Linked DNA regions of Homo sapiens: region 1 is linked to region 2. Evidence: read pairs that join two places in POLR2A ChIA-PET (ENCODE). Cell type or tissue: A673. All regions are shown on one strand. Links, peaks and the distances in the headings refer to the core of each region. The heading gives the core; the rest is flanking DNA. Region 1 holds the start of HOXD3 (homeobox D3). Region 2 overlaps CHN1 (chimerin 1).

Region 1 (5,376 bases), core at 207-5,206, 1.3 Mb after region 2:
TCGCCTTGAAGAAGGGGCCAAGACAGGAGTCCCAAAATAGATGGGGGTGCTTGTTCCAGACAGGAAATGAGCAGAATGCATAAAATCAGACATCTGTCCTTAATATATGGAAGGGCTTGCCCCAGACGCGTGGACATGTGTATTTATAAGTGCGCAGGCAGAAGTTTAAATATTCAGACACATTTTATGATTGTCCTCTGCCCGTCTTCTGCTTAATGGCTCCTCCCGTGCCCACCAATACATCAATACCGTTGTGTGTATTGAATCGCGGGCAGGGATGAGGAGGAAGCGAGTCCATAGCAGAGCCCGCTGAGTATAGAGTACAGTAAATCGGGACCCTCGGCGGACGGCGCTTCCCGCCCGCCTGCCCGCCATGTTGGGGAGCCCTCCCTGCCCCCCGCGCCGGGCTGGGCGGCCGGGGCTCGCTGGCAGCCGGGGGAGGGCCTTTCATAACCCGGAGAATTTTCTAAGTGCGAGGAAGATGATAAGAATAGATTTCTACAAGTCCCGACCACGTGATTGGCGAAATAATTAATTCAGCACGTCCCTTAAGAAACACGGAGTCGTCATTAATCTGCCACGCAAAGGGCTCTCTCCGACTTGGAAAGTGCAGGGATCCCAAGAATATCACCCGTCCAGGGGGGCCGCGCGGTGCCCCCGGCCCTCCACCCCCGGCCCCCGGCGGGCGCGGGAGCGCGGCCGCAGGTAAATATTTTGGCAACTTTTATTTCATCAGATTTAAATCCTTAATGAACTTAGCTGTCACGGCCGCTGACAAATAGTTCCCTTTGCTTCCTGATTTGGAACTGCGCGCCGGCGAGAAGTTGTTAGTGGCTTGGATGGTGACCTTTGGTTCAGCAAAGCTTTGCACTTATGAAAAATTACTGAGAGCGGCCGAGTGTGTGTGTGTGTGCGTGCGTCCGCGCGCGCGCTTGTGTGTGTGAGAGAGGGAGAGACAGAGACAGAGACAGAGATAGGGAGAGGGTGTGTGTGCGAGGCGCTAGGGTGCCAGGGGGCGAGGGGTGAGGGGCGAGGTGCACGCGGGCTGCTCCAAGACAACAGGAGTTGTAAAAAACCGGCCCGGCTGGCGGACGCGCCTGGCGCACGCGGGCCGAGGTTGCCTGGTCGCCTGTGTCTACCAGGAACAATGGTCGCTGTCACGGCATCTGCCGCCTATTCTTAAACCGGTGAGAAAAGGCCCTGGCCCTCTTTTCAAGCGAGGGTCGTAAATTTTTCTTTGCGTCATAATAGAAGGCTATAAAATCGAGTTGAAATTTTACCCCAGGCAGGTTTTAACCAACAGATAATGATTTCCGAGTTGCCTCTCCCCCCGCTCCTCTCTCCCCACCCAAGTTCTGCTGCCTCTGTCACCCCAGCGAGTTTCTTCTTCTTTCCCGTTTATTTTTGTGTTTGTATTTTTTATTTCTATTTTGGAAGAGCTAAAATAAACGCGAGAAGAAGTCCCTGCAGCCCGAGTGGGAGACCCCGGGGCGACGGGAAGCCTGGGGAAAGGAGGATGGGGGAGAGGCCAGTGCGGGCTGCAGAAGGCTGTTTCTCTGCTCGCTCCCGTTTCTGCCTTTTTTCACCGGCACTCCAAGAAAATTGGGTGTCCTAAGAGCCACTCCGCTCCGTTCCACCCCATCCCCAGCTTGCCAGGGTCGTGGGCTGGGGCAGTAGCGAGCATTCTTTTCTTCCAGCTTGCAGCTCCGACCCGGGCGCCTCTTCATTCGCCTCCTTCCCTCTTGTTGCTGTGAGATACCTCCATTGGCTTTCAGAATGATTTCAGCGAGCAGGGGCTGGCTGCGCGTGGTGGTTGTTTTGGGATTATGTGTGCGTGTGTGTTTGTGTGTGTGTGTGTTTTCATTTATTTTTTGGTGTGTGTATATTTCCCCGTCAGGACAGAAACAAAGTTTCCCCCATTATGAATTATACATTCAAACAATAACACATTAATTCAATTATTCAAAGATGACAAATGTTTATGTGCTTTGCGAGTGACTCGGGCGCAGATTCCAGGCGCTTTCTCTGAGCTGCTTGCATTTTTCTCAATGAGAATCGTCTCCCCTCCCACCCCCCCCACTCCAACCCACTCCAACCCACCTAGATATCCCCTTGTAGGCCCAGAGAGGAACCCACAAAAAGCTTCCCCAGCCCTGCTGGCAGCCCGGCAGCCAACAGCCTCCCAAGGCCCCGGCTTGGCGGGCACTGGCCCGGGCTATTTTATCAGTGTGACAATTGCCCGGGTTGGTGTGATAAATCATCGTAAGTAATTCCTGAAAGGGTGCGAGACTGTTGGGGGCCGGGCGAGGACTGTAAATCTTTCCGGTTTATTGCTCTATGAACATATGCTCCGATTGAAGAAGGCTTAGATCCTTTCCTGGAGACAAATTCCCGCAAAGCAGCCCCCCTCTTTGGCTGGGGATTAACACTTGCTGCTGGCCGTCAGGTCGGCCTCTGGCAAGAGGCTAGGGGGCGGGGTCCTCCGGGTGGGGGTGGGCTGGGGTCACCCACGATCCGGCTTCGAGAGACGCCCCGAGTGGGCCTCTGGCCAGGCCCGGCCAGGTGAACAAAAGGATGGGCTCGTAGACGGTTCTGGGGGCTCGGGCCTCCAGGACATTCCTGCGCCTCTGGAGTGGGGATGCGGTGGACCTTACCCACTCCTCTGGGGCTCTTCTATGGCTGCTGGGCACTTTCACCGGTCTCAGACCCTGCAATCAGCAACAGAGCATTTCACTGTGCCTGATGCCGCTGAGCAGAGCTGGCAACGAAACCAAAACTTCGGGGACAGGGTGGAGAGTTCCCCGTGGTGCGGGATTCCCGAGTGTGGCCCCGGCTGGGGGAGGGTCTTGGGCGCTCATTACAGGCCAGGAGGTCCGCTGCTGGCGCTGGCACGCTTAATTCTTTTTTCCCACATTGCAGAATCATTCCCACCAGCCACTCGGAGAGTGGTGGGAATCTGTCTTGGTTTAATATTTCTAAAATATAAGTTTCATTGTCCCCCAGGTTAGCCCAGCCAGGACTCATTGCGCAGTCCTCCTCGCCTTCCTGGAGGCGCCGCAGGAAGCGGGAAGTCGCGGCTTGGCGGTTGCTGGGCCTGTGGGATCTGCGGGTCCTGCCCAGACCTGGAGTCGCACAGATCACGGCGGGCAGTGGCTCAGCGCCTAGGCGGCTCCAGGCCTCGAAGGACCAGGTTGGGGTGCTCAGGGATCAGAGAGGGGAGGTCGCTCTGGGTCCGGGTCGCCTGCTACGCGCCTTTTCTGTCTCAGAAGTGGCGGTGACTCGGCTGCTGAGTCCGCGGAACGAGCCACGGAATGGTGGTGGTGGCGGGGTTTTCTGAGGTGACTGGCCAGAGCTGAGAGTCGCGGCTTCCACCTTTGGGCCGGAGCGGGTCCTCGCCCTGGGAGGAGCTGGGCGTCGGCCTCCGCGGCGGGGAGGCCGCCTTGCCGGGGTGCATGAGGCTGCGGAGTACTCCGCGGGCCCGGGAAGCTAGGGGTACCCTCAGCCTCTGCTGCTCCACGGCAGTCTCCAGAGACGCTTCTAAGAGAGGCAGTTTCTAAAATTTCCAGCTCCCGGACCAGTCTGGCGGAAGGCCCAGCCAGGGTCAGAGGTCGTTGTGGGGAGAGACTCTCAACGCCCCCAACCCACTGAGGGCGGCCAGGCCAAGACTGAGTCGGCCCGGAGCTGCGAAAATGTGTTCTTTCCTTCCGCCCCACACCCATCCGCGTCTGCCCCAGGAATGGGGCCCAGGTCCCAAGCCTCCTGCGCCCTTCCTTCCAGCCCCCAGGCTTGGCTGCGCTCCGGGACTGGGTGGCGTGAAAGTTTCAGCCTCAATCAGTACAAGCTTCCCTCGGGGTCACGTGAACAAATATGCTTGCATTTGAAGGCAGCGTCTGTATTTCCCGACTATGAGGGGGTTTCCGGGGCTCTCTCCAAATCCAGAAACGACCACGTTCCGCAAGCAAAACAAATCCCAAGCTCTGGGGGGCCTGGGAGGGCTGGGCAGAAACCCAGGAGTGGGTGGGGGCGCGGGTGGCTGCCGCTCTGGGCCCGAGAGCGGACGGGCGGGCGGGTGGACCGATGGGCGCGCAGCGCAGGCGAAGCCAGCTCGGGGACTACGAACTCGTTCCTCCTGCGTTTATTGGTAGTTGAACCTCAGCCTGGTTCCGTTCTACCGGGAATTCCGTGTGCTCGAGTATATGGCCGTGTCTGCGAGCGCGCAAGACCAGGGTTGGGACAGTGTTGTCTGCAGACAAAGGGGGAAGGCTAGCTCTGCCCCCCACTGGCGCCCACTCTGAGGCCGAGGACACCAGGTTTATGATAAATTGGGATCCAGGTAAGCAATTGCATGACAAAATGGAAATCTTTGGGCACGGGGCTGCTTGCCGCCCTGAGCGGGATATTAAATATGATTTATTTTGTGTAATCTGTGATCTTGATTATTGCCAATTGGTGAGGCAGCCCGCGTAGACCTAGATACACTGCTACATATACATGGAGGACGGTGATTAATCGTAACAAGGCGCGCTTTGTGGGGACGTTCCCCGCCTACCAAAGGGTTAGGAGGACACTACCTTGCCAGGCTTGGAGGGTGGCCGGCAGCATTGGGGGTGGTAGTAGCAGTTTAAGGAGGGGATCTGGTGAGGGGATTGAGTGCTGGAGGAAATATTTGGGGGCTAAATGTGCACTTAGGAGAATGGGCTGAAAAAGAAATTAAAACTTTTTTACACTTTACTGCCAAAGTAAGATGGAGCGTCATATTAATTCTGTGTCTTGAGCTGCCGGGCTGGGTGCAGGCGGGTTGATTTATATGTATTTAAAATAAACTCGGTGGTCAGCCAGCTCCCTGCATTGTTCCGGTAGCGAGCTCCACACACAGCCTTTACCTCTTGCTGTTGGCTTAATTTTTTCTTGGGAGATTAAAACGCTACTGAGCTTTTCCTCCCAAAATTTGAGAGAACCTCCAAACTACCCAGAAGAGTTTGGGAGGTTCCTCCACATTTCCCTTTACCAATCCAGGCTTTTGATTGCCGTAGTGGCAGAGAAAAGGTTTAGTGTTTCTAGGTCCTTCTCCCCAAAGAACCCTGAATGAAAGCTAAATCATATATTGGTTCACGAATCCCATCTCTCCTTTTGTTTACTTGCTCCCTGTGGCTACTGGCTGGGAGAGGAGAAGACAACCCATCCCGGGTCTTTCCGTGCCAGGGATGGAGTGAGCAGCTCCAGGAGCTCCAGTGAGTGGTTCCATGCTCGTGGTAATGCCACTGGGCCAGACCCAACCGGACCTTTATGGGGAAAGAACCTCAAAAGCAAGGAGCATTCCCTTAGCTTAGGTTGGGACAGGCCCTAGCAGGAGAGGAACCGACTTCCAGGGGCTTC
Region 2 (5,376 bases), core at 165-5,164:
ATATGTATACATGTGCCATGCTGGTGTGCTGCACCTATTAACTCGTCATTTAGCATTAGGTATATCTCCTAATGCTATCCCTCCCCCCTCCCCCCACCCCACAACAGTCCCCAGAGTGTGATGTTCCCCTTCCTGTGTCCATGTGTTCTCATTGTTCAATTCCCATCTATGAGTGAGAACATGCAGTGTTTGGTTTTTTGTCCTTGCGATAGTTTACTGAGAATGATGATTTCCAATTTCATCCATGTCCCTACAAAGGACATGAACTCATTATTTTTTATGGCTGCATAGTATTCCATGGTGTATATGTGCCACATTTTCTTAATCCAGTCTATCAATCATTGTTGGACATTTGGGTTGGTTCCAACTCTTTGCTATTGTGAATAGTGCCACAATAAACATACGTGTGCATGTGTCTTTATAGCAGCATGATTTATAATCCTTTGGGTATATACCCAGTAATGGGATGGCTGGGTCAAATGGTATTTCTAGTTCTAGATCCCTAAGGAATCACCACACTGACTTCTACAATGGTTGAACTAGTTTACAGTCCCACCAACAGTGTAAAAGTGTTCCTATTTCTCCACATCCTCTCCAGCACCTGTTGTTTCCTGACTTTTTACTGATTGCCATTCTAACTGGTATGAGATGGTATCTCATTGTGGTTTTGATTTGCATTTCTCTGATGGCCAGTGATGATGAGCATTTTTTCATGTGATTTTTAAAGGTTACCTACTTGGGTCATAAATATTCTAGCCGGAGGAGCACCATTCCCAATCTGCAGTTAGCTATGCCCTTGCAACATCACTTTCTTCACTTCAAAGGAGGCTAGAGGAAGGGTGACTTTGGTGGGTGAGACTTTGCAATGCCTGCAATGTCACCTTGCACTGCGTGGTTTTGAATAGCCCGTGTAATGTAATGATTAGCATTCTCAGGATGGTCCCTGCTGCTCCCTCAGTTGTCCTCATCGCTGCGGTGTGCTTAGCAGCAAGCCAGCACTTTCAGTCCTGAAGGGACGGCTTGCCTGGTATTAGCTGGATTTAGTCCGACTCCTACAGCAACTTTGCCAGCCTGGTGGTTGGAACATCACCCAATACCTTTACATGATGTTTAAAAAAGGGCTGTGGCGAGGGACACAAAATTGCTGCTTTTGGCATTTAAAGCAGCTTTAAACATTTAAACATTCCTGACAAGCTCTCTTTTGCCTCGGTGGATTTTGAAAAAAGAAGGCAGAACAAAGCAAGCTGTCTCAGGAATCAAAGGCAGATAAATACATTTCTTTTCTGACAGCCCACCATTTTTCTTTGGAAAGAATACCTTTAGTGTTTAGTGGTTAGTGCATTAGTTTACAATTGCTGCTATAACAAATTATTAATACCACAAACTCCTGGCTTGAAACATCAAGCATATATTATCTTAAATTCTGGAGGTCAGAAGTTCAAAATCACTTTCACTGGGCTAAAATCAGGTGTTAGCGGGTCTGCATTTCTTCTGGAGGCTTAGGGGAGAATCCACTTCTTTCCTTGCCTTTTCCAGTTTCCAAAGACCACCTGCATTCCTTGGCTTCTGGCTCCTTCCTCTGTCTTCAAAGCCAGCAGCATAGCATCTTCTCTTCCCTCTGACCTCTGCTTCTGTCCTTATATCATCTTTCTCTATCAACCTCTCGCCTCCCTTTTATAAGGGCCATTATGATTGTGATTATACTAGGCCTCCCTTGACAATCTAGGGTACTTTCCCTGCTGTGGTTTGAAAGTGTCCCCTCAAAAATTCAGGTGTTGCTAATGTGAGAGTATTAAGAGAAGGGACCTTTCAGAGATGATTAGCTTATGAGGGCGCCTCCCCTGTGAATGGGATTAGGCGCTCTTATAAAGGGGCTTGACAGAGGGAGTTGGCCCCTTTTATACTCTTCTGCCAAATCATGAGGACACTGCATTGTAGGCACCTCCCCTCTGGAGGACATAGCTTTCCAGGCGCCATCTTGGAAGCAGAGTTGGACCCTTACCAGACACTGAACCTGCTGCCAGCTTGATCTTGGACTTCCTGGCCTCCAGAACTGTGAGAAATAAATTTCTGTTATTTACAAATTACCCAGTCTGTGGTATTTTGTCATAGCAACCCAAAACTCCCCATCTCAATATCCTTAATTTAAATGACATCTGCAACATTCTTCGTGCCATGAAAGGAACAAGGAATGTTGTTCTGGGAATTAGAAGCGGACATCTCTGGGGAGCTATTTTTCAGCTTATCACAGCTAGTGTGCACTCTCTCTTTAAATTCTCAATTCTTTGCGTTTGGATTTAGATAGTCAAAGGCCAGATGAGCCTCAAAGCCACTTCAGACCTAAGAATCTCACTGTCAATCCAAATATAATTAGTTGTCATAGAAAACAGAATGAATTCAAATTCCAACCCTCCGTGTTTTCAAAATGAGTTGACTTGTGCTTGTATTACACATTAATATGGTTCAAATCACACTGAATATAATGCTTTTAAGGACAAGATATAACATAAAATGAAAAATCTCCTCAAGGCTTTTCTTTCAATTCCTGACCTTTACTCACAATAAGAGGTAGAGGCTATTAATGTGGGTGGCTGTGGAGATGGGGATGAATTCTTTCTCCTTTCCCCCATATTATTGACATGATAAATGTTCCAAAACATTTCTTTCCAACATGATTGGGGTTGTAGCGTATTCCCAAAGATTATTCATAGGTGCTGTACCTATTCTCTATTAATAGTTAAGAATTCTTATGTAGATGGGCTTCACTTTTTCAAAATGGAAACAATATACACCCTTACTCATGAAAGAAAAGCTTTTAAGTTTGTGACAGTCATAAAACATTTAAAAAACTATTGCAGAGTATCAGCTGGACAAGACTGTCTCATAAAGGCAAACTGGGCTCATTGAGACCATTGTTCTCGAGCAGGCAATTTGTGCTTTGGAAAGAGTATTCCATCTGCCTTTGTGAAACTGCAATGCACACTGCCTCAATACCTCCACTTTATCAACACTTTCCATTCTACTGTTTCCCTCCAGTGCAAAGGCACAACCATGGCCTTCTTCATCCCAACTCTGGATAACCACCAGCCACAGCAAGGCTTTCCTCATTCACTCTGAGCTTCGACTCTGAGCTGAGGCGCTCCCTGACGAACACCTTTGCACAGCTCCAAGTCCACACGTGTAGGATTCTTATCCCACTTCCTGTGGCAGGAAGGTCCTTGAATGGTGATATATGCCTGGAACCTTATTACATTTTAGTGATACTAAGGGAATAATAACTGAAAGAAGAGCGACTTGGAACATTTCCATGCAATACATACTATATCTTGCTATTCAAAGGAAATGCAATTTAGAAATAAGAATCAGACCCCAGAAATTTCTGCACATAATGGACAACAAAAATATTCCATTTAAAAATCATGCCACAAAAGAAATGATGTTTATAGCGATAAATCTGACAGTTACTATAGTTACCATTTTGAAATACTTTACTTAGTATATTTTTTAGTGTAAAGCTTCATGCTAAAAGACATGTAAGAAGATATTTTTTAGTTTTACAAATTAAATGGCAGAAGGAAACTTTTATGACCAAATAATAGACATTTAAAATTTACATGATTATTTTTAAGCCTATGTCAGAATTTAGAGTAGTTTGGGCTGGGTGCGGTGGCTCACGCCTGTAATCCCAGCACTTTGGGAGGCTGAGGCGGGTGGATCACGAGGTCAGGAGATCGAGACCATCCTGGCTAACATGGTGAAACCCCGTCTCTACTAAAAATACAAAAAATTAGCTGGGTGTGGTGGCGGGCACCTGTAGTCCCAGCTACTCGGGAGGCTGAGGCAGGAGAATGGCCTGAACCTGGGAGGCGGAGCTTGCAGTGAGCCGAGATCGCGCTACTGCACTCCAGCCTGGGAGACAGAGTGAGACTCTGTCTCAGAAAAAAAAAAAAAGAATTTAAAGTAGTTTGGATAAATGGCCAGTATTCAGTATAGTTGCTCTATACAAATGGATTTCACGTGATATACATAAGTACTTTATTTCACAAAGTATCTCAAATACATCCTTGTGTTGGCTATTTCTGTATGTGTAAATCTTTTGGTTTCTAAATTTGTATCTAAATATTCATGGTCATATTTTACAAAAAGTATTTGATGTATTTGATTTCAAAACATCACACAGAAAATATTAGTGACTAAGTGGTTTTTCAGAATTTGGTAACCATCTTTGAAGATGAATTCACAGATTTTTAAAGCTTCAATTTGATTTCACAAAAATTTAGTAAGGACAATCCAGCTTAACAAGTTATCTTTAAAATTCAGTTTCCAAGGCAACAATCATAGGTCCCTGTACATTGCTTTAAAAAAATCATTTTTATAAATTTAGTTACTGCAACATCAAAGGCAAGTATTAAATATAACTGCCTTACTTTTATCTCCTTTTATCAGACTTTTTGAACAAGCTGACTTCTCTCTTTTCAGTGGACTAATGCCAGATCCCTAGTGTGCTGTCCATCAAGTGCCAGAAGGTTAAGAGCAGATAAAATATCAAATTTCCAAAGTGGCTGCCTGAGAATCTGGCCTACTGCATGTGCATAAGACCAAACCAGGATCCAGCCTACTGGATATGCATAACAACAAGTCTCCTTCTACCTCACCTCTTATAACTTCACAACTGACTCAATCCAGAGACAAGACAAGAGCTCTTACCTGCACATTTCACTCCCTGAGCAATGAGACCCCACATAAAGTTGGCACAGTATTCACACCAGTGTGGCCCTCTGAATGTATGCACCTGAAAAAAAAAAAGAGGGGCAAAGTCAGGAAAGGGGAAACACACGGATGAGAAGACTGCTTCATATCAAAGCACTAATATACAAGCCACATATTCTATATATATATATATATGAGAGAAAGAGAAATGGGGTCTCACTGTTGCCCAGGCTGGAGTGCAGTGGTGTATCACAGCTCACTGAGGCCTCCCTCAAGTGATCCTCCCACCTCAGCCTCCTGAGTAGCTGGGACTACAGGCACACACGACCACACCCAGATAATTTTTGTATTTTTTGTAGAGACAGGGTTTTACCATGTTGCTCAGGCTAGTCTTGAACTTCTGAGCTCAAGCATCTGCCTGCCTTGGCCTCCCAAAGTGCTGGGATTACAGGTGTGAGCCACTGCACCCAGCCCATGGTTAGTAATGAAGCGCCAACATGGCTGCATTTAAAAGAACCTTGGTTGAGTGAAACTGACAAGCAGTTAACATTTTTTTCAGAGCTTGATTTCTTCTTTGTTTTAGGAATGATAAATCAGACCAATATTCTGTAACTTACTTTCGAAAACTATATAATGGAGTTTTCCAATGTCCCCTCAGGTGCAGGC

What was found. Peaks named below come from ENCODE experiments on the same cell type or tissue, not always from the same donor. Only the 100,000 strongest peaks of a DNase experiment are listed, where the experiment ranks them.
Region 1: POLR2A ChIA-PET joins it to region 2 with 6 read pairs; 2 of 35 experiments call an interaction of 5 or more read pairs at or near these places.

What each region holds. Positions count from the first base shown.
Region 1 is chr2:176,156,748-176,162,123 of GRCh38, forward strand. It overlaps HOXD3 (homeobox D3), which reads left to right and starts at 560. Exons shown (of 4, transcript NM_006898.5): 1 at 560-705. In A673, for the core only: no CTCF peak of the experiment used is centred there; DNase peaks (open chromatin) are centred at 535, 1,164, 1,504 and 2,284; H3K4me3 peaks cover 1,584 bases; H3K27ac peaks cover 2,466 bases.
Region 2 is chr2:174,819,727-174,825,102 of GRCh38, forward strand. CHN1 (chimerin 1) reads right to left here. Exons shown (of 13, transcript NM_001822.7): 8 at 4,708-4,792. Among named protein-coding and RNA genes, the nearest start is that of CHRNA1, 58 kb to the left of the region's middle. In A673, for the core only: no CTCF peak of the experiment used is centred there; no DNase peak of the experiment used is centred there.